Regions from separate parts of the Homo sapiens genome. Here region 1 is linked to region 2. A link is a loop called in an ENCODE intact Hi-C map of the cell type or tissue named here. Cell type or tissue: CD14-positive monocyte. All regions are shown on one strand. Links, peaks and the distances in the headings refer to the core of each region. The heading gives the core; the rest is flanking DNA. Region 1 has its middle 24 kb from the start of CKAP4. Region 2 overlaps LOC105369956 (a long non-coding RNA gene).

What was found. A loop is a pair of places that touch in the nucleus more often than their neighbours do. Peaks named below come from ENCODE experiments on the same cell type or tissue, not always from the same donor. Only the 100,000 strongest peaks of a DNase experiment are listed, where the experiment ranks them.
Region 1: it touches region 2 in a loop (5-fold over the local background); 88 of 110 quality-filtered maps call a loop at or near these places.

Annotation. Positions count from the first base shown.
Region 1 is chr12:106,217,105-106,229,974 of GRCh38, reverse strand. No RefSeq gene overlaps it. Among named protein-coding and RNA genes, the nearest start is that of CKAP4, 24 kb to the left of the region's middle. RefSeq lists a silencer at 5,589-5,698 and an enhancer at 5,749-5,798. In CD14-positive monocyte, for the core only: CTCF peaks have their summits at 5,464 and 5,663 (motif pointing right); a DNase peak (open chromatin) is centred at 5,684; H3K27me3 peaks cover 611 bases.
Region 2 is chr12:105,416,467-105,426,494 of GRCh38, reverse strand. LOC105369956 (a long non-coding RNA gene) reads left to right here. Exons shown (of 3, transcript XR_945297.3): 3 at 1-170. Among named protein-coding and RNA genes, the nearest start is that of C12orf75, 91 kb to the right of the region's middle. In CD14-positive monocyte, for the core only: CTCF peaks have their summits at 5,448 and 5,665 (motif pointing left); a DNase peak (open chromatin) is centred at 5,654.

The DNA.
Region 1 (12,870 bases), core at 3,583-7,582, 800 kb before region 2:
GGGAGGACCTAAAACCTCAGAGGCAGAGGGTTGAATTGCCCTTCCCCGTCTTCAGGATGTGTTTGGTCAAGGGATTGATTCCACCTACTGTCATTTATTATAAACTGGGTGCTGAGCTGCATTTGCTCAGCGGAGATGAGATGAAAGATGAAGTCTTCCTCTTTGAGAGGCTCCCAGCCAAACAGGGGACACAGACATGTAAATGGCACCATAATCACATGCAGGGTGACCTGTGCAGCGGTCAAGGGACCACATGAGGACTGCTGGGTCCTGGACATGTGTTGTTGCCTGCCCAGCATCCAGTCCTCCTTCATTTGGTGACCACTTCTCTGTTTTCTGTTAGGGAATCACCCCTTCCCCACTCTCAGTCCATTTGGCTTTGATGAGACTGACTGGGCTGAGTGCATGACCCAGGTTTGGCCAATCAGAAATCTGGTTTGACTTGTGCAGGAGGAATACAGGTCGCCATCCAGTCCATTGACTACTGCTGGAACTTTCTGGAAAGGGATGCTTTCTGCCCACCGGGACTGCCAAGCTGGATAAATGCCCAGGGCTGCTAAAGGCCACCACATGTGCAGAGTCCACTGAGAATGAGGCCAGCATAGAAGAAAACAGAACCAAGAGTCGGCAAAACACAGGTTCCTGAGGACATAGTTTGAACACCCAGGTCACTTGTGCTAGAGGCCATGTGTGTCTCCACAGAGCCCCTGAACACCACTGTGTCCCCTTTCCTGCGCACAAGGCGACATGCAGCCGTGGAGAGAATGGGCACAGCAGCGCCGCTTACGAAGAAAGAAAAGTGGAAACACCGAGAAAGTAGCTACAAGATCAGTAAATCCACTATCACTTGTTCATACAATAGACCTCAAAACGACAACAAAAAGGAAGAAATCCTAATCTCATATATCGTGGGGATGAATCTCACAACTAAAATGCTGAGTGAAAAAATAAGCTGCAGACAAAATACACAGTGTGACACTTCAGAAATTCCTTAATTCTTAAAACTAAGACATTTTACCGTGTAAAATAATACTATACATTGTAGTGAAAGTACCAAGAAATGACTAGGAGACCGAATATCCAAATTCAGATCATTTGATTTCTTAGGCTGAGTGGAGGCTACCTAAGTATTCATGATATCACTCATAATACATTTTTTCTCCTTTCAATATTTTATTATGAAAATTCAAACAGCAAAGTTGAAAGAATTGTCCAGCGGACACTCATATATCTACTACTTAGATACTATAATGAACACTTTGCTATGTTTGTGTATCACATATATATCCATCTCCCCATTTTTACAATTTTTTTGAACAGTGTCTTGCTCTGTTCAGAAAAATAAAAAAATATGGGGAGATGGTATATATATATGTGATATATATACGTCCAGGCTGCAGTGCGGTGGCCGATCTTGGCTCACTGTAGCCTCTACCTCCCCAGCTCAAGTGATTCTCCCACCGCAGCCTCCCAAGTAGTAGCCGGGACTAACAGGCGTGCACCACCACACCCGGCTAATTTTTGTGTTTTTGTAGAGACAAGTTCTTGCCTTGTTGCTCACTCTGTTCTTGAATTCCTGGACTTAAGTGATCACCTGCCTTGGCCTCCCAAAGTGCTGGGATTACAGGTGTCAGCCACCATGCCTGGCCTCCCCATATTCCTGATATCTTTTCATAGGTCAGAAATATTTTGTAATTAAACTTTTTTTTTTTAAAGGGGAAGAAACACATAGAGAAAAGCTTATACTTTTAATAGTTAAACTAGTACAGGTCAGAAAACAAATGACGCCTACATATATTACGTGAAGTGCTGCATTTACGCATGATTACTTTTCATAGTAATGATAGCTAAGTAGCCATGTGACAGGCCTTAGAAAGCTAAGGCTGAGAGAAGGCTCTAATCTAATTCTGTTGTTTTACAGATGGGGAGGCTGAGTCTCAGAGAAGTTGTTCACCCAAGCTCATACACTAACTGGCTAAGAAGACAGGGCCTAATTTCTTCTCTTATCCCCCACAATTTGTTTTGGCTCCAGGCCTAAGCACAGATGCAAAATGCTCAGAAGTAAGCGAAGAATCAGGGCAGTTGAGTTGCTGCAGGCAGCAAAACCCACTCTTGGCAGGAAGGGGTGTGGCAGCCTGGCCTTGCTGTGCAAGCCCCCGCGTGTGGCAGCGAACACTCAGGAGCAATACCTGTTGGGTAATGGGGCTGTGGGGAAATCCCGGCCTGTGTTCAAATAGCTGGTGATGTTGTGTTGAAAGAGGCATTACCAACTGGGTGTGGCTGCTGGTGTGAGGACACATCCTGTCCCACAGAGTCCTTCATGGAAACTCAGAAGGCTAGGTCTTTTTGTTTTCTTCCATTCACGGGTATGATCTTGGTTTGCACTCCAGGACGGAGTTCTCACATGGTGTGACAAGAACAGCAGGGATGGGGGAAGTCACCTGGAATCAGGACTCTGGTCCGAATGCTGGCCTGCCGGGCTGTGCTGCCTAGGATAATTCACTTTCCTTCTCTGGGCCTCCATCTGTTTTCCCATCTGAAAAGTGAGGGGAGATAAAGTAATCTTCATGTTCTCTTCCAGATCCAACTTTCCTTGACTTTAACCATTGCACAAGAGTCTTTTGGAGCCTCGGGTGGGCAGGAGGAGGCCTAAGGGAAAAAGGACTAGACAGTGAGCAGATCTCTAGGGGCCAGGGTGGCTTCTGTCTTAACCAAGGGTCTGTTTGTAGCTCCCATGGGGGCCGGCACACACTGGGTCACAATTAATGTTTTCTCATTTATTGGGGTGAAATGGGGAATGTTGGCCGGGCCGGGCTGACATCTTGGATAACCTCATGTGAAGACTATTCACTTTCAGAAGATGCCGGGATGCACCAGTAAAAAATCCAGAGCGGCTCAAGCCCCTGAACTTTCAGCTGGGGAATAGCCCCAAATCAGCTGACTGTGGCAGTAGGAACCCAGAGAACATAATTGAAGTGAGAATTTATTGCCATCTAGTGTCAGAGTCAGGGATCACAGGAATGATTTCTTCATTTTTCGCTCTTGTTCCAGAAAGGGGATAAAATCCAATTGTACCATTAAAAATACCAGAGAAATCCACTATTTAAAAGACCTATGTGTGTATTTCTCTGTGACATGAATGCTTTTGTAATGTGTATACTATCCTACTAATTAGCCCCTTTTGAAAACTTAGGTAATAAAGGGTTTTGTTTAATATGAATCTTTTGTTAGTAGAAGTTTAGATACCGAAAGACCTTTATCGTTCCTATGTCAAGCTAGTTAAGAAGTGCGCAGTGGCTCACGCCTGTAATCCTAGCACTTTGGGAGGTCAAGGTGGGCGGATCACGAGGTCCGGAGATCGAGACCATCCTGGCTAACACGGTGAAACCCCATCTCTACTAAAAACACAAAAAATTAGCTGGGCGTGGTGGCACGTGCCTGTCATCCCAGCTACTCGGGAGGCTGAGGCAGGAGAATCGCTTGAACCTGGGAGGCGGAGGTTGCTGTGAGCTGAGATCACAGCACTGCACTCCGGCCTGGGCAACAGAGTGAGACTCTGTTTCAAAAAGGACAAAAAAAAAAAAAAGTGCAAGTGGCGCCCTTTAAATAAGGCAAGTCAAATGTTGGATGCTTAGTCCTTCACTTAAGTAATAGTCACCCATAATTGTGTTTTGTGTTTGATGTCATGCTTTAGGTGGAACACATTTATCATCTCGCTTACCCTGACGATTATCCCAGGGAGTAAAAGTGGTTGTCTCTGATTTACTGATCAGACACTAAGAAATGGTCATTAATTTGCTCTGGGAGCACGCAGTCTGTGGTAGCAGCAGGACTCGGACTCTGTTTGTCTCTAATAAGGCCTGCTTTTTGTCTGTTAAACCATACTCCCTTTCCCATAGTAATAAAATCAGCTTCCCATAATGTCCCAGGATACAACTATGTACTTGTACTGTGTGTATAGTACTGGTGGTTAAGACACTGGGTTCTGGCCAGGTGCAGTGGCTTGTGCCTGTAATCCCAGCACTTTGGGAGGACAAGGCAGGCAGATTGCTTGAGCCCAGGAGTTCGAGACCAGCCTGGGCAACATGGCGGAAAACCCCATGTCTACAAAAAATATAAAAATTAGCCGGGTGTGGTGATGCATGTCTGTAGACCCAGCTATTCAGGAGGCTGAGGTGGGAGGATTGCTTGAGCCTGGGAAGTCAAGGCTGCAGTGACCCATGACGGCAGCACTGCCCTCTAGCCCAAGTGAGACCCTGTCTCAAAAAAAAAAAAAAAAAAAAAGATAAGAAATTGGATAAGTTGAGTTTTTGAGCCTTACTATTTGAGTTCCCAGCCATGGCATATTCTATCTGTCTGACATCGGGACAGTTACTTAAGTGCTCCGTGCCTCAGTCTCCCCACCTATAAATGCAAATGATGCTAATGATAGTGCCTACTTCATAGGGTTGTTGTGAGGCTTACTCCATCTGAGGTGCTTAGAACAGTGGCCATGACAGTGAAGTGCTCAATAAATAGTACTTAGAAATTGACTAAATGCAGGGAATTTGAAATGCCAGGCTTGTGAAATGAGCCCTTCTATTGTTGGCCTGCAAAATGTGAGTTTAGAATTTTTTTTTTGACAGGGTCTTACTCCATTGCCCAGGCTGGAGTGCAGTGGCATGATCATAGCTCACTTGCAGCCTTGACCCTCCGGGCTCAAGCGATCCTCCCGCTTAATCCTCTCTTGTAGCTGGAACCACAGGTGCACACCGCTACACCTGGCTCGTGTTTTGATCTTTTCATAGAGACAGGGGTCTCACTATGTTGCCTAGGCTGGTATCAAACTCCTCAGATCAAGTAATCCTTGCACCTCGGCCTGCTGAAGTGTTGGGATTACAGGCATGAGCCACTGTGCCCCGTTGAGTTTGGAATTTTGATTATGAGTGCCTTCAGGTGGGCCTGTGTTTGATTGTGAGTGCCTTCAAGTGGGCCTGTGTTTGATTGTGAGTGCCTTCAGGTGGGCCTGTGTTTGATTGTGAGTGCCTTCAGGTGGGCCTGTGTTTGATTGTGAGTGCCTTCAGGTGGGCCTGTGTTTGATTGTGAGTGCCTTCAGGTGGGCCTGTGTTTGATTGTGAGGTCTTCAGGTGGGCCTGTGGCCTCTAGATTCTCACATTTCCCACCACTCACTTGTGTCTGCTTCTCCATTCATTTAGGCCTCCTGTCTGGCTCCTGGAAGCATTTGGTGTTTTGATCCTTGCAGTGAGTGAGATGAATTACATGGACATTGTCAACCTGATGGAAACTTTGGGCTCTTTGTCGACCTCTTTTAAGGGCTGTGACTTCATGGCTTTGTACATCAAAGAAGATCTTTGGGTTTTCTTGTGCAATTTGGCTTCTCCTGCCGAGAACAGAGGCTCTTCTAGCCAAGAACTAAAGCCCACCATGGCAGTCCCTCCCCAGATTCTTCTGCAGATGGCTACTTTCCTCCTAGCCTTCACGGGAAGGAACCGGGGCTTGCTGAGGTAAGGAGGGGCACAGGAGAGAGGGAGTAAAATCTGCAGAGAGGCAGCCCACACACTCAACCCCTAGAGCCCCTCTGCAGAGAAAGTCTATGCTGAGGAGATGTCAGAGCCACAGGACAGTCCTGAAAATCAGGTGCCACTCAGAGGCAATTGCCATCCACTACCAGAAGAGGGCACTGTAGTGCAGCGGCCCGGGAGGGAGCAGCTGCAGCCGATGAAGGTTCTAGGCCAGACTGCATGGAAGTAGCTGGGACCTGCCGTTAAGAAGCTTGGCCCAATTTTTCCTGATGGCCCCTTCTAGCTCTGACATTCTGCAATCCCATCAGGAGAGAACTGGAATGAATCAGCCAAGAATTCCAAGTGGGTTATAGAAGGAAGAAACCAGAAGCAAGGGCTGGGGGAGGAGGTGGGTGTGGCTGGAAAGTTTCTTTTGTTGGGGGCTAAAATCTGTCTAAGTGAATCCAGCAGGAGGAAAAAAAAGCCTTAAAACAGCTCCCCTGGGGTCACATGCTCAGGTTGGGCAGCCTGTCAAACCACCCCAAGTCGACTGGAATCCAACATGACATTATAGCTCACTCCTGCCCTTGTTGGAGGAGTGCTTAATCCCAAAGAAACAATTAAAGTTACAGATAGCACACACTGGTGGTTTGCCCATCTCTGCATTTTGTAAAAGCAGAGCCTATTTTCTTTCTTGATGGAACTGCCTTCCAGAAATGGCTTGCTGCAGAGTCTGTGGTGGCCTTGGGTGCTCCTTGGCAGAGATGAAAAGTGAAGTCAGCAGGCGAACCCTTTCTGGCTTGGCTCAGGCGGCCACCGAACATGCCTTGTTATGCTTCAGAAACCCCATTGGCAGTCCCCTCACCTCCCAGCCTCTGACTCTGGGCAGAGTCTCTTTCCATTGGAGTCATTTCAGTGGGTGCTCTGGAAGACTAAGGGCTTGTCATTAAGAGACAAATGGGTATTTTCGATGGTTCTGGGTATTTGTTTCTCCACTGGCCTCTGATCCTGCCAGAATCACCTAGCACCACAAAGCCAGCACCAGAAGTGTGAGCGCTGGATAGGGTGGGTGAGACTTGTTCAGGGCCCTCCTACCTCACTTCCCATTTTCCAGACTATTCCTGCATCCGTGGCTGTGGCCCTCTTACCCGCTGTCCTGGTATTACCCTTGGACTTGTTTCTGGAGCTGGTGGGGGCAGGATAGCCTCGTGGCTAGAAACTTAGGCTCTGCAGCTAGACCACCTGGGTGTGTGACTTGGGGCAAAGCACTTAAACTTATTGCCTCAGTTCCTCACCTGGAAAATGAGGTGATTATAATAGTACCTACCTCATAGAGTATTCGTGAGAAGTAAATCTATAAAGTGCTTACAGCATTATTATCAGGTACCTAACAAAGATTTGTTGAATATATACATGCATGTCTATATTACACAGATTGATGTATCCTGATAAAAAAAAATCTCAGAAGAAAATACATAAAAAAAAAATCTCTTGCTTTCTGTTTCTGGCCAGGTAGAGTAACAGGGACTGGATTTATCAACCTGTCTGAAACAACTAAATCATAAGCACATAATAAGTGCTCATTAAATGTTTACCATTATTATTTTCATGCTTTAACTCATCCCTCACAAGTGTGTGAAGCAGGTTGTATTATTAGTTCCATTTACAGCTGAGGAAATTGAGTTTCATATGGCTTATGTGACTTGACCAGGTCACTTAGTAAGAGGCAGAGTCAAGATGCAGACATTCCAGAGGCTATGTACTTTTTATTTTTGAGACAGAGTCTCACTCTGTCACCCAGGCTGGAGTGCAGTAGTGCGATCTTGGCTCACGGCAACCTCTGCCTCCTGGGTTCAAGTGATTCTCCTGCCTCAGCCTCCCGAGTAGGTGGAATTACAGGCATGTGCCACCACGCCCAGCTAATTTTTGTATTTTTAGTAGAGATGGGGTTTCACCATGTTGGGCAGGCTGGTCTTAAACTCCTGACTTCAGGTGATCCGCCTGCCTCAGCCTCCCAAAGTGCTGGGATTACAGGCGAGAGCCACCGTGCCTGGCCCAGAGACTGTGCTCTGAACCACTGTGCTATCATGCCCAAGCATGTAGCTAAGGGTTCAGTGATATTTGTTGAATGAATGGCCCCAACCACCCAGAAGGAGATACTCTCGATCCTCTTCCTCCTCTCCTGTCTCTTCAACCTCTCCTTTCCTGGCTTTATCCAGTCCAGTCTTAAACATGTTTGCCTCTCTCCTATTCATGAAAACAAAAAAGCAAAAAAACAAAAAAAACAACAAAAAAAGAAAAGCTCCAGTGCCATCTCACCCCTTACCTTCCCTCCACAGACAAACCTTCCAAGGAGTCACCTGTCCTTGTCTGCTTGTCTTCACTCTTCAATCCCCTGTATCATGAACTCTGCTCTTTGTCATCAAGATGGTTCTTGCTGAAGTCACCGATAGTTTTCAAGATCTGAGTTCTTCCTGTTCCCATCTCCCTTAGCCTCTCATCCGTGTTCACTGCAGGTGCCCACTCCCTCCCTTGGTGTGCATGCAACTTCATGCTCCTGGTTTTCTTCTTACTTTCTTGACCACTTCCTCTTGCTAGCTGTGCAGGCTTCTCTTCCTCCACCAGACCTAAGGGCTTGGATGTGAGCTGTTCTCTCTCCTTGCTCTATGTTTTCCTCCTGGGTGATGCCATCTGTGCCTACATTATGCAGGCCACCTACACAGGCTGAGGACCCTAAAGTTTTATCTCTAGTCCAGACCTTTCTTCTGAGTTCCAGCTCAGCACTGGTCAAATGCTTACTTGTCATTTCTACCCGGATGTTCCAAGATCCTTCAGCAGATCTCTGTCATTAAACCGCCCCCATCTATTTGGGGGAAAGGGCTCAGATATCCTCTCTTCTAGTTCTCAGCCAATTACGTGCTCTCAGACTAGAACTTCTAGTCTTTGTGGGGCAGAGATGATCAGAGGTTATTTATACTGAAACTGAAGACATTGAGGGTCCAGGGTTGAGGTGGCAAATGTCCTGGTGTGGTGATGCCACTAGTAGCATCCACAACAGACTGTTTTCACCTGAACTTTGCCTACCTCCTGCCTGAATAATTTAAGCACCTGAATCTCTGGCCTTTCTGATGACCACTTCCTCTTGGGAGCTGTGCAGGCTTCTTTTCCTCCACCAGTCCTAAGGGCTTGGTCGTGAGCCACTGGATATCCTTCCAAGGCTTGCTTAAAGATCTTTCAGTGGACTCTCCATCATTAAAACACCCTTTCTATTTTAGGGAGGGGGCACAGATGTTATCTCTTCTAGTTCTTAGCCAATTACATACTCTCAGACTAGAGCTCTGAATCTTTGTGGCACATAGGTGCACATGTACCCTAAAACTAGGTTTTCTATGTAGAAAGATAATAAAACTATACTTGAGTCTCCAAAAAAAAAAGAATTATTTACACTGAAACTGAAGAAACTGAGCATTCAGGGTTGAGGTGGCAAATGTTCAGGAGTGTTTTGTGTTGATTGCAACAAAAACCCATGAGTGGTACAAACTTATTACATTCACTGTGCTCCAAATGAGCTCATTGACCACTCCTCTGAAACCTCCTCCTTCTCCATTGAACCATATCGGAGTAAATGGCTTTTCCATCTATCTAATTTCTCATGTCAGAAGCATGAGTCCTTGTGCCTCCCTCTCCCTTAGTGTCCACAGCTGGTCATCGTATTGATGCATCTCTATAAATATCTCCCGGGAACTTTTCCTGATTTCCACTGCCATGACTCTTGTCCAAACCATCATTCTGTCTTTCCCAGACTCTCGTAATTGCCTCTTAACCAGTGTCTGTGCTTCTCCCAGTCCACCCGTCACACAGAAGCCGGAGTGATGTTTCAACAGGACAAATTTACTTACGGTCATTTGCCACTTAATGACATTTCAGTCTGTGATGAACTGCATATACGATGTTGATCCTGCAGGATTATAATACCATATTTTTACTGTCCCTTTTCTATGTTTACATATGTTGATACAGAAATACTTCCCATTCTGTTACAATTGCCTACAGTATTCAGGACAGTCCCATGCTGTATAGGTTGCAGTCTAGGAGCAATGGGCCATAACATATAGCCTGGGTGTGTAGTAGGCTATGCTGTCTAGGTTTGTGTATGAACTCTGTGATATTCTCACAATGACAAAATCACCTAACCACACATCACATTTCTCAGGATTTGTCTCCATTGTTAAGTGATACACGACTGTGTATCATTCCTTTGTTTACAGTCTGGCTTGTGTTGCTCTGACGGTAAAGTTAAAAATCACATTGCAGTCCCTCAGTTTTCACTAGAAGCACTTTCAGTTCCCCACCAATGCAAAACTGCTTACCACCTTGGCATCTTGGCACAACCTAGTCCCTCTGCCTAGAATGCCCTTCCTATTACCCACCTTCACTTGGCTAACACCAGGTCATCTTTTTGATCTCAGCTGAAATGCTGCATGTGAATAAGGCTTCCTTGCCTCTCCAGGCTAAGTCAGGTTTTTCTAATACGTGGCCTGCTGGCATTCTGGATTTCTCTATCTCAGCTCTCATCAAAATTGCAATTAATTATTACTATATTTCCTTGACTTTCTGATATGTGTATATGTTTCTAAACACCTAACATCTCTGAAGTTGGGATGCATCTTATAATTGAAGGCATCTCAGAAGTATCATTGGTAGTGTTTTTTTTAGTGGCATATAAACTAATGGTGCAATTTATGAGCAATGGCATCTTAGATTTGATGAACTGTGGTAATTATATAGTTACGTGTTTGCCTAGTTCATCTACTAGGCTGTAAGTTGTGTCTGTCTTGATGAGAGCTCTATCCCCAGCACTACTATAGTGCCTTGCACATAGCAAGCACCCAGTAAAGATTTGTGTGTGTATATATACATATATATACATTATATATATGTAACACAGACGAGTGTATGCCAGAAAATTCCCTAAGAAAATAAATGAAAAACTCATATTTTGACTTCTACTTCTGGCCAAGGTGGAATAACAGCAGGGGATTTACCCACTCTTCTGAAAAAAGTAAGAAATTGGATCAAATATATGAAACAATGATTCTCAAGATACTGATCACTAGGCAATGAAGGACAGCGATCTTTGAGAGAAGAGAAGCAAATGAAATGAGTGCTATAGCTGCCCTAGCTTGTTGCCTGGAGAGGAATATGTTGCCCAACTGAGGAGAGTTGGGCAACCCAGGCTGTGGTGCAGGGAGGGAGATCCCAGGTGGATTCTGGCAGTCTCCCTGAGTTGAAGAGGCAAAGCCAGGAGCCTGGTGAGGCCAACATGGCTAGAGGTTACAGGACAGAGAACTGCAGAGGAGATAGAACTCTGAGATCTGCAGATGGTCTCCCTCCAATCTTCAATAGAGTACCCATCAGCACATGTGTTTTAGAAAACTATCCAAGGCTGGAGAAAGAATGACTTAAAAGGATGAGAGTCTGGGCGCAGTGGCTCACGCCTGTAATCCCAGCACTTTGGGAGGCTGAGGTGGGCAGATCACTTGAAGTGAGGAGTTCAAGACCAGCCTGGCCAACATGGTGAGACCCTGTCTCTACTAAAAATACAAAAATTAGCCAGGCATGATGGCATGCACCTGTAATCCCAGCTACTCGAGAGGCTGAGGCAAGAGAATCACCTGAATGCGGGAGGCAGAGGTTGCAGTGAGCCAAGATCGCACTGCTGCACTCCAGCCTGGGTGATAGAGTGAAACTCTATCTCAAAAACAAACAAACAAACAAACAAAGAACGAAAGGCCATAATTCTCAGAGCTCACATAGGGTTAGGATTCTGTTCCCACCAGTAAAAGTGAAAACCTCAAAACCTCATACTTCACAGTACATTAGGCAGAGGACTCAGATGTAGGGAAAATTAGCCTCAAACAAAACTGCTCTGGTCCTGCTCAATAAAGTTTAACAGCAAGACTTGAAAACATCATACTGTCTCCGGGTAACTTCACACTGTCCAAGAACAAAGTTCGAGAATATTTATAATAATACAAAAACTGTACAAAATTTTACCCAAAAAGGTAAATTTCACAATGTTAGGCTGATGCAAAACATCAGCAAAATGCAACCCATAATGAAGAGAAAATTCAATCAATTAGAACTGACCTAGGAGTGACACAGATGTTAAGAGCTATAGGCAAGGATGTTAAAATAATTATTATAAATGTATTCCATGTGTTCTAGAAGCTAGAGGAAATATTGAACATGGTAAGTAGAGATATGGAAGTTATAAAAATGACCCAAGTCAAACTTCTAGAGGTGAAAACAATGATGTTCAAGATGGTACTAATGGCAGGTTAAACATTTGAGAAAAAAGATTAATAAACTTGAAGACATAACAGTGGAAATTACTGGAAATGAAACATTGAAAAAAACCCAGAACGAACAGCATTAGTGAGCTGTGGCAAAACTGCAAGTAGCCAAATATACATGTAATTGGAATCTCTGAAGCAGAGGGGAGAGCAGGAAAATATTTGAAGAAATAATGGCAGACATTTTTCAAATGTGATGAAAGATATAAACCCACAGATCCAAGATGCTTGCTAATCCCAAGAAACATGAAGAAAATTACACTAAGATACATCATGATTCAATTGCTTAAAACAGGTCACAAGTAGAGAATATTAAAAGCAACCAGAGGGAGAAAAACACATTTTCTACCAAAGAGAAGACGGCAGATATCTTGTTGGAAATGATGTAAGGTAGAAGAAAATTGGGCAATATATCTAAAATATTGACAGAAAAACCGTCAACTCATTTCAAAAATGAAGGCAAAATAAAGCTGAAAGAATTTATTAATATCACCAGCCAATTTGTACTAAGAAATATTAGGCTGGGTGTACTGGCTCACACACTTGTAATCCCGGTGTTTTGGGATGCAAAGGCAGGAGGATGGCTTGAGCCCAGGAGTTCAAGACCAGCCTCAGCAAGATGGCGAAACCCCATCTCTAAAAACAAAACAAAACAAAACAAAAAAACAAAAATTACTCAGGCATGGTGGCATGCACCTGTGGTCTCAGCTACTTGGGAGGCTGAGGTGGGAGGATCTTGAGCCCAGGAGGTAGAGGCTGTAGTGAGCCATGATCACAGCACTGTACTCCAGCCTGGGCAATAGAGTGAGACCCTGCTTCAAAAAAAAAAAAAAAAGAAAGAAAAAGAAAAAGAAATATTAAAGGAAGTCTTCCAGACAGAAGCAAAATGCTACTAGGTAGACATTTGAATCTATGTAAGAGAATGAAGAGCCTCAGAATTGTTAATTATGTTGAGTAAAAATTCTCATTATTTAAATTCTGTAAACTATAATTGACTTTAAATTTACAAAGTA
Region 2 (10,028 bases), core at 4,095-8,094:
CAGTCCTCTGAGAGTTGAAGAGCTGGCCCAAGCCCCAATCTGAGCCACTCTGCTTGATCCAAGCCAACTTCCCACCAAGAGCTCAGACTGCTGCTCCCCCAGAACGCAAGTCCTTCTTACCCAATATTAAGGCAGTACAGGGCAGTTAAGAAGAGCTTACAGTTAGACTCACTGCTCTGAGGCTCAGTTTCCTTATTTATAAAGTCAATGTAATATTCTCTCCCTTTAAGGTTGAATGAAATAATCTACATAAAGTGCTCAGTATGGGGCTTGTCTCCTGGGGGCTCCCATCTGCCATGAATATCTCAACATTGTGGTTGGCCAAAAATATTAGACCACCCTCCCTTCATAGCATTAAGGATGCTTAACTCAACTTGTACACTCCTTGGATGCTTTGCACTGCCATGTCCAGTGTCTACCTCTGAAACCAAGCCAGTTTCCCCAGCCCACATCATATTGGCTGAGGGGTCAAAGCCCTTGTTTCTCTCTGGCTGGCTGAGAGCCCAGCATGCCTGCTCCTGTTTCCCCACTTTAGAGTAGTGCTATTAGGTAGAATTTCCTAGGATGATGTAACTGTGCTGTCCAAAGTGGAAGACACTAGCTACAAGTGGCTACTGGGCACTTGAAATGTAGTTAGTACAATTAAGGACTAAAAATTTTAATTATTTTTTATTTAAATCACCACATGTGGCTGTGGCTAGTGACTGTCATATTGGACAGAACAGGTATGCAGTATGGTCAACCAGGTGTGTTCCCTGTCTCTCTGAGTCCTTATATCACCCTATACGGGGTTGCTTAGCCACTCACAGTAAAGTCCTGCCCCACAGGTAACTCACCACATACCCGTTGGCTCCTATAGATGAGCCTGTGATGGCATCTAGTGCATTCGCCTCGGTATTGAGAAATACACCTCCCAGGTAACAACCCCTGTAGGGGTCACTGGAAGGTAAAGAGGAAACAGACGAGCAATCCAGCAGTGGGACTGCAGCAGTCAGAGCTGAGAAGGGGTGTATATAATTACATATCCCAGAGCCAGAGAGGATTAGAAGTGCTACAGAAGTGAATGTCAGGCAATATGATATTCCACAGGTGTGAAAGTAGCGTTTCTACAGAGTTGGCCAACACTCTCTAAATCAAAAATATCTGCTGCCGAATGGGGGGAGAAAGAAAGTGAAGTGAATCATAAACTAGAGTCAAATGGGATAGGAGAGACAGTACAGAGTAGTCAGCCCAGCAGATCATACAAACCTGACTGCCCACACCTTGCTCCAAAGGTTGAGTCCTTTATCAAAGGGACGTGTGATTTAAATTGAAATAATACGTTTAAAAAAAATGATTTTAGGCCCGGCGTGGTGGCTCACGCCTGTAATCCCAACACTTTGGGAGGCTGACGCAGGCAGATCACAAGGTCAGGAGATGGAGACCATCCTGGCTAACACGGTTAAACTCCGTCTCTACCAAAAAATACAAAAAAAATAGCAGGGCGTGGTGGCAGGCACCTGTAGTCCCAGCTACTCGGGAGGCTGAGGCAGGAGGATGGCGTGAACCTGGGAGGCGGAGCTTGCACTGAGCCGAGATCACACCACTGCACTCCAGCCTGAGTGACAGAGCGAGACTCCATCACAAAAAAAAAAAAAGATTTTACAGATGAGGAAGCTGAGGCTTAGGAAGGTTATTTACTCAAGTTCATGCAGTTTATAAGACTTATAACTGTGGGATTCCAGATTTTCATCCTCAGTGATCCAGAATTCACAAGGGAGGTGAGGAGGTCATTTTATTGATCCGAGCATCAAGTGAGAATAAAAATGGATATGGAATCAAGGCCATTTTAGTACCTGCTGGGATGCGTGGGACCCAAGAGCAGAAGGGAAGGATTCAGGAATGAGGATCTTATTTAAGGATCCAGATGATAAGCTGGGTTTTTGATGTGTTGATCTGTAGGTTGCACTGCAATAACTAATTCAAAATGATCAAAAGTCGTTGGAAACGCAGGACTAAAACTATGACGAGAAGTTGGAACTGGAGATAGAAGCATCAATTGAGGAATTGTTGCAAAGCGTACAAAATCTCAAAAGAACAAAGAGAAAGCAGCAATAGCCAAAGAATTGCCAGAGAGGAGACACTGACAGAAAACTGACATTCCCCAGCATGCGCCACTTTTGCTAGGTAGTTGTACCAATCTTTATTTCACCTCATTATCCACACGACAAACGTGTCAGAGAGATATGAGAGCAAACACTTTCCTTTTTCCTTTAAACAAATATTCTCTTTTTCTAGCAACTTCTCACAGGCTGGGGTTGGGGATTCTCTTCTCCAACCTGTGGTGGAAACACATCCAGGGGAGACCACATCCGGGGCAAGGGCAAGTCATGTGACCTAGGCTGAGCCAATAAATGCCTCCCATTTCCCTCGTCACAGTGATTGGTTGAGGGATAGGCACAAGACCCAATCAGCTTCAGCGAGACCCAGTGAGGCTTCCGCTAGGAATGTGTGGACGGAGTCTGGCTGGCTTTCCTTTAGAATTCAAGCCTGAGATGTGTGGGGAATGGAGCAAATGTAACTGTCCTTCTACCATTTGAAACCTGAGATTGGAGTCAAAACTAAGGAATTGCAGCAGAAAGGAAGAAATTGGGTCCTCTGGTGACTATTGAGTCATGAATCAAAATATGCCTAAAGTGAGAACCCACAACCTTTCCACTCACGTGAGCCAGGAAATTCTGTTTGGGATGAGTTTTCTAGTATTTGCAGCAGAAGAATCCCTACCTGATGCAGAAATGACCCACATTTTCCAGCTGAGGCAAATAGAGGCCTCAGGAGATTAGCTAACTTGCCCAAGTTCACACAAATAACTAAGACAAAATTTGAAGCCACTTTGTTTCACCTTGAAAAGCTGGTGAGGAAGACAAACTGGATTTTTAACTGACTGCAATATGACAAACATATGTGAAAAAAGAAAGACACAATAGGAAAATGGAGTGAAAGAAGGGCAGAGAGTGAAGGACAGTGTAATTGAGGTACAAGTTTCAATGACATCTGAAGATTATGAAAATCTGGGGTTTTCCTGGTGCCCCATCTCTCCCAGTGACTCAGTAAGATAGGAAATGAAGGCTAACTCTGATTACCTAGTTGACTATTTTAAACTCCAGCCATTTATAGAGCACTAATTAGAAATCATTTCAAGCAAAACATCTGTTCATTGATTTGCTGAAACATCAATATTGGCTGTCTATGAGAATAATTTGCATTTCATTGCTAAGGAAAAAACATTAGTACCTGGAAACCAAAGAAAGCAAATCTAGACCCACGAAGATCCTCAGTTTTTTTCAGAAGGCAAACCACCATGAATTATTCTAATTATTTGACCTTTTCACTCCAGAATAATCCAAAGCGAGCACCTGCAAAGGGAGTGGGGTGAAGTATCGAGTTCATAGAAGCCCTCAACAGGTATTCTATTTTTGAGGTTCCATATTTTCAAATTTATACCAATTTTGCATTCTTCTTCATAAATACATTTGTTTCCATGTAAAAGCATTTTAGGTATTTATCAACTACTTATTTCAACAAATCTACTAGTGAAATGTATTCTCTGACTGCATGCACCCCATGTGTCTTGCGACTTCTCACACATTAAGAACACCAACACCCCAGGTGTTACAGATTAGAGAAACTGGGATAACAGTGGCACAAAACAATGGGTCTCTGCTTGCTGCTTGCCAGCACCTGTTCTGAGTGTTTTTCATATATTAACTCATTGAGAAAACTGAGTCACAAAAGACTAAGTTGCTTGCCCAAAGTCACAAAAATTGTGAGGGGTAGAGTTAAGATTTGAATGCAATATCTGGCTCCTGACCACGAGGCTATATGCCTCTCAAGTTCCTCAATTTTTGACATAAAACATTACCTGTCATCTGAGGACTATAATAAAGAGTGTGTTAGAACACTCTGCTACACTATGCTATGTTATACTATCTTATACCAGACTATAGCATATTATTCTACACTATACTGCACTATGCTATGCTACACTATATGATACTGTGCCTCACTATATTATGCTACACTGTACTACACTATGCTGTATTATACTATACCACACTATATGATAAGTAGGCACAGACTTTGGGGGTGACTTGTTAGTATCTGTCAAAATTCTACATGCTCACCCCTGAAACCTGGCAACCCCATTTTTAGGATCCATCCTAGTGAAAGACTTGCAGAAATGGACGAGGCACACACAGGCACCCTTGCCACACTGCTTTTTAAAGGGGAAAATTCAAAAAGTCTAAATAGCCTTTGACACTGGAATTCTTTCATTCTAGACATTCCTACAGTGGATTGCCATTGTAGCATTAAAGAACAAGGTCAATGTTTATGTGTGGCATGGAAAACTCTCTAAGGTACAGGATTAAGTGAAAAGGGCAAGTTACAGAAAGATATGTACAGAATGAGGCAGGGATTTAGACATTTAGGTTGAAAACAACATAAACTGTATTTTTGTACATGAAGCAGACTCCATGACAAAGAGCAGTAGGGATTTCAGTGTTTGACGATGGTTAATGGTGGCCCAAGAGACACCTAATTAGGAGACTAGATAGTAGACATTGCAGTTATTCACCAGAAGCAAAAAGAGTGACAGGCACACTGGGGGTGTAAGAAAATGCCCCCCTTTATCCAAGATGCTTAAGAAACTAGAAGAATGTCCTGCAGGATAGCATAGGGGCAAATCAAAAAGGACTTTGAGGGGATGTGGCATGGAATACAGACTGATGATAATCCCTGGCCTGGCCCTTTGCTCTGACTGTTCAAAAGGTTGTCTGCATCCCACAGAGAGATGAATCGCGTGGCTTAAAGTCGCCCAGCTATACCTGTAATCCCAGCACTTTGGGGGGCCAAGGCAGGCAGATCACAAGATCAGGAGTTCGAGACCAGCCTGGGCCAACGTAGCGAAACCCCATCTCTATTAAAAATACAAAAAATTAGTCAGGCGTGGTGGCTCATGCCTGTAATCCCAGCTACTCGGGAGGCTGAGGCAGGAGAATCACTTGAACCCAGGAAGCGGAGGTTGCAGTGAGCGGAGATGGCGCCATTGCACTCCAGCCTGGGCCACAGTGCGAGACTCTGACTTGAAAAAAAAAAAAATCACCCAGCTACATAGGGACTGAGCTGGTATTACATACCAGATGCCTGTAACTCCAAAGCACTCCACTTTCAATTCACTCAGCTCTAAACTGTTGATCTTTAAGTTGCTTTCCAGGTGTTTTCAAAGAGTGTCTTGATCTCTGACACAAATTGTATAAACAAACTAGGGCCCAGGCCACCAGACTCCAGGGGCTCCTAAGACATGTCCAAAGAGAGCAGGTGTGTCATTTTCTATGAGAAGTTTTGGTTTCCATGTTCACCTTAAATTGTGCATAGGATTTTTATTTGAAATTATTGATATTTTTCTCCATTCTGTTTCATTGCAGCCACCCACCAATAAATAATATTTTTAAAAATATTACCTATTCTACATGCTCTCCACATCTCTTCTGGCACATTTTGTCACTTAGTCACTCTGCTGTGCTTTGTACACCTTGTTTCTTTCTGCTCTGAACTTGAAAGGCCCAGAAACAGCATTGGCCCAGAGGCAAATCAGATTGCTGTGGGGATACTGCCCTCTGCAGGCCACTGCTATGCATTTCCCTTTATCCTTAAGGATACAGGCCATCAGTAATAGCTGTTACATTCTGACTTCTTCATGGATTATCTCATTTAGTTTTCACAATATCCCTCCTGAGGTTAAGAACTATTATTATCTCCAGTTTTTGCAGAAGAAACCTGAGTCCCAGAGGGGTTAGGTAACTTGTTCAAGATCACACAGCTAACAAGTAGCAGAAACAGGATTTGAACCTAAGCCATCTCTCTCCAGAATCTATCCTGCCAACCACTATAGCAGACTTCCCAGAGGGAAGGTAACTGCCCATTTTTGAGCAGCTGTATCATGACAGGCATCTTACATACAATACCTCATTTAATCCATCTGTCAGCCAAAGGTAAGTAAATTAACTCAAAAAAACTAATTGACTTACCTGTGAACCCGTGGCTGGTAAGTCAGGTCTTTCTGAGTCCAAAGCATTGGCTTCGTCCACGTGGTTCTCATGCAGGTGCACTGCTCAGCTCTTCTTTTCAGAGAGCATTGGCCAAGGGTGCAATTGACTGACAGCCAGCAGCTGTGTGCCTTTAGAATCACTGTGGCATTTGCACCAAGGCCACCATCTCCCTGAATTCTCCCAGCCATGAGTGAGCATGAGGGAGGATTAGAGCCAGGCCACATCTGCCCAGGATAGGCCTCCTGGATGGAACCTGTGCCTGGAGCCTGCCCCTGGGCCTGAGGAGGCCCTCTCAGAGCCGCACTGTAGTCCTAGCTCTCCTCCCTAAGTCCTCCTGCCTGCCTGCCCCCACTTTGCCGGTAGCAGGTGGCATTGTGGTCTGAGGATCTCCCACCCATTCCTGCTCCCTCCTCCTTTATCTTTCATAGGTAATTTAGCATCCTGGGCACTGATCTTACCCTCATGTTGCTCACATCAAAAGATTAAGATTAGTCATGAACATCAGCAACTGTGTGGCAGATGTCGAGGGAGAAGCCTGGAGTCTGTATTCAGATCGGGACACAGTCCTGCATCTGCCATCTGGTACAAGTTCTTTCTCAGTCACCCAGCCACTGTTTCCACCTCTATAAATGGAGCCCAGTAGAGCACCACAGGCCACATGCTTTGACAGCTAACAAAGCTTTGGGCAGACCTAGGTTCAACTCCTGGCTAGATAAACTCATGAGGGATTTCGCTTCTCCACACTTCAGTTTCTTCATCTGTATAACAGGCACACTAACACACATCTTGTGGTTCTGCTGTGACAATTAAGAGTGGTATATATGTGGCTGGGCACAGTGGCTCATGCCTTTAATCCTAGCACTTTGGGAGGCCAAGGCAGGCAGGCCACCTGAGGTCAGGAGTTACAGACCAGCCTGGTCAACATGGTGAAACCCCATCTCTACTAAAAATACAAAAATTAGCCTGGTGAAGTAGCACATGTCTGTAGTCCCAGCTACTCAGGAGGCTGAGACAGGGAGAATAACTTGAACCTGGGAGGCAGAGGTTACCGTGAGCCAAGATCGGGCCATTGCACTCCAGCCTGGGAAAAATAGTAAGACTCCTTCTCAGAAAAAAAAAAAGAGTGACATATATGTAAAGAATCTTCATAGAAAATATGAAATGCAGGGCAGCTATTTGCCAAATTCTTTTCATAGGAATAAGAAAAGATCATATATGGGGAAGTGCTTTGTAAGGAATACTAGCCAGACAGAGGTTAGTTATTGCTATAATTATAAATGCTGCAAGAAGGAATGGAATTAAGCAGTCTGGAATTCAAAGGAGGGGGAGATTTCACAGCACTAGGGAAAGAGGAGTCGGGCGTTGGAAAGGCAGAGGTGGTGTCCAGATGTGGGGACCAGCAAAGGCAAGAAAGCACAGCGCCTGCCGGCAAATCGCTCTGGGGCTGCATTCCCTCAGGGTCCTACTGGAAGAGCACAAATGCATCTGACGAAGGCACCCAGGGCAGCGTGTTAATGGAAGGAATGTGTGGAGGAGGTAGGAGAAGTGCCTCAGCTATCTCAGGCCTCAGGCAGTTTAACAGGGAGTTTATCATCACAAGGAGACACAAGATGCAGAAGAGCATCCAAGACACTGCAGGATAGCTATGGGAGTTCCAAGGGTACCTGCCCAGGAGATGGGGGCATGAAGAGCAGATTCCCTTAGACCGCAAGGAGAAATGAACATAGCCCAGGCAGAGGACAGCCACAGGCAGGGAGGCAGCAGCTCTTCATATTTGGATCCCACTTTTCCACAAGTGTTCACAGACATCTGCCTGGCTACCATGACACTGAGGCGGGACTAGAAAGATGGCCGCCCCTTCAGCAAGCTCATCCCACGCCCCTTCCCACTCCATCTGGGTGGGGCTGATGTTGCCCATGCAGCTGGGATGGAATTTAAGATTCATGACACTGGCATTCCTATGTGGAGGCTCTGGGGCAGGGCAGGGCCATGCTGAGCCCACATCCAGCATTTTTCACACGTCCCTACCCTGGTCTCCACATTCCTGACTGCACACACATACTTGTGCACGTGACCACTTCACCACCTTTTTAGTGAGCACAGCTGACTCTTTCCACTGTTGGGAGGTATTCATGTGTGGGGTAAATTGAATAAATGACAAGTATCACTATTTCCAGTGGCTCAGTTAAGTTCCATTACCTTATGAGTGAACACAAGGCTCTCAATTCCCTGGTTCTTAAGAATGACCCAGTACAAAGTAACTGGTTGAAAACCCCCTCATTTATTAGCTGTGTGCCAGGGTCACGATGCTTAGCACAGTGAAACTAATGATGTCTGCCTCACAACGCTGATGTGAGAATTAAATGTAGGTAATGTAGGTAAGCTTCAACCACCCTTAGCACCACCAAGTCTTGAGGAAATGCTGCTGAAATTCACAAAATGTTTGGGGTGTGTGGATTTCTTGGGAATGGCAGCCAGAGACTGCGCTGTCTTTAACATCCTAGAGGCAACAAGCAGTATAACAGAAACAGTAAAAAGATACATTTTGTAGATGTGATTAGCCTCTGCAATAGCAGACACACACCAAGGGCCATTGAGTCTAAGGAGACAAGAGACTGGCAGTGACGTCAGAAAAATGCAGAGAGCCTGGTAACATGGAAGGTCACCTACTTGCTGCCCCTCTACCTTTACCCACCCCTGCCTAGAAAAGGGGTGGTACTAAAGATGCCACTGGGACAGTACTCAGCTGGGGAGACACTGAGTGCTACTTGATCTGGCAGGGGAACTTTAATGGAAGAAATTCTTCCCAGGACTTTGGAAGGACTGTGTTCTGATAGCCAGTTTACTAAGGAAGGATGTGAGACCCAGAGCAAGGCAAGGGTGTATTCTGGGCTATTTGACAAGTGGACAAGTTCCTGGTCATGGATTGGACCCTTCTCATGTCTAGCTTTCTATGTGTCCAAGGGGTAAAGGTCAAATTTGATGGTCAACTTGGCCAGGCTATGGTGCCCAGTTGTTTGGTCAAGCACTAAACTGGATGTTGCTGCAAAGGTATGTTATAGATGTGATTAGCATCTCCAATCATTTGACTCTAAGTAAAGGAGATGACTTTCCATAATGTAGTTGGGCCTCATCCAATCAGTTGAAGACCTTAAGAGCATAGAAAGAGATTTCTTGAAGAAGAAATTCTACCTCAAGACTGTAACATGGAAATCCTGCCTGAGTGTCCAGCATGCCAGTCTGCCCTGCAAATTTCAGGCTCAAGGCCTGGACATCAACTGTTGCCTGAGTGTCCGCCTACCACTGCCCTAAAATTTTAGATTTCCCATCCCCCACAATCACATGAACAAATTCCTTAAAATAAATCTTAGTGCATGGAGATGTAGACTCTCTTGGTTCTGTTTTTCTGGAGAATCCTGACTGATCCACAGGGTAGTTATTTTTTACCCTTTTTTTTAAATTTAATTTTTTTTTTTTTTTAGATGAAGTTTCATTCTCATTGCCCAGCCTGGAGTGCAACAGCGCAATCTCAGCTCACTGCAACCTCTGCCTCCCGGGTTCAAGCGATTCTCCTGCCTCAGCCTCCCAAGTAGCTGGGATTAGAGGCATGCACCAGCAAGCCCAGCTAATTTTATACTTTTTTTAGTAAAGATGGGGTTTCTCCACGTTGGTCAGGCTGGTCTCAAGCTCAGGTGATCCACCCGCCTCAGCCTCCCTAAGTGCTGGGATTACAGGTGTGAGCCACCATGCCCGTCCTTTAAATATAACTTTTAAGATCAGGGGTTCATGCGCAGGTTTGTTATATAAGTAAACCTGTGTCATGGTGGCTTGTTGTACAGATTATTTTGTCACCCAGGTATTAAGGTTGGTGCCCATTAGTTATTTTTCCTGATCCTCTCCCTCCTCACACCCTGCAACCTCCAAAAGGCCCCAGAGTTG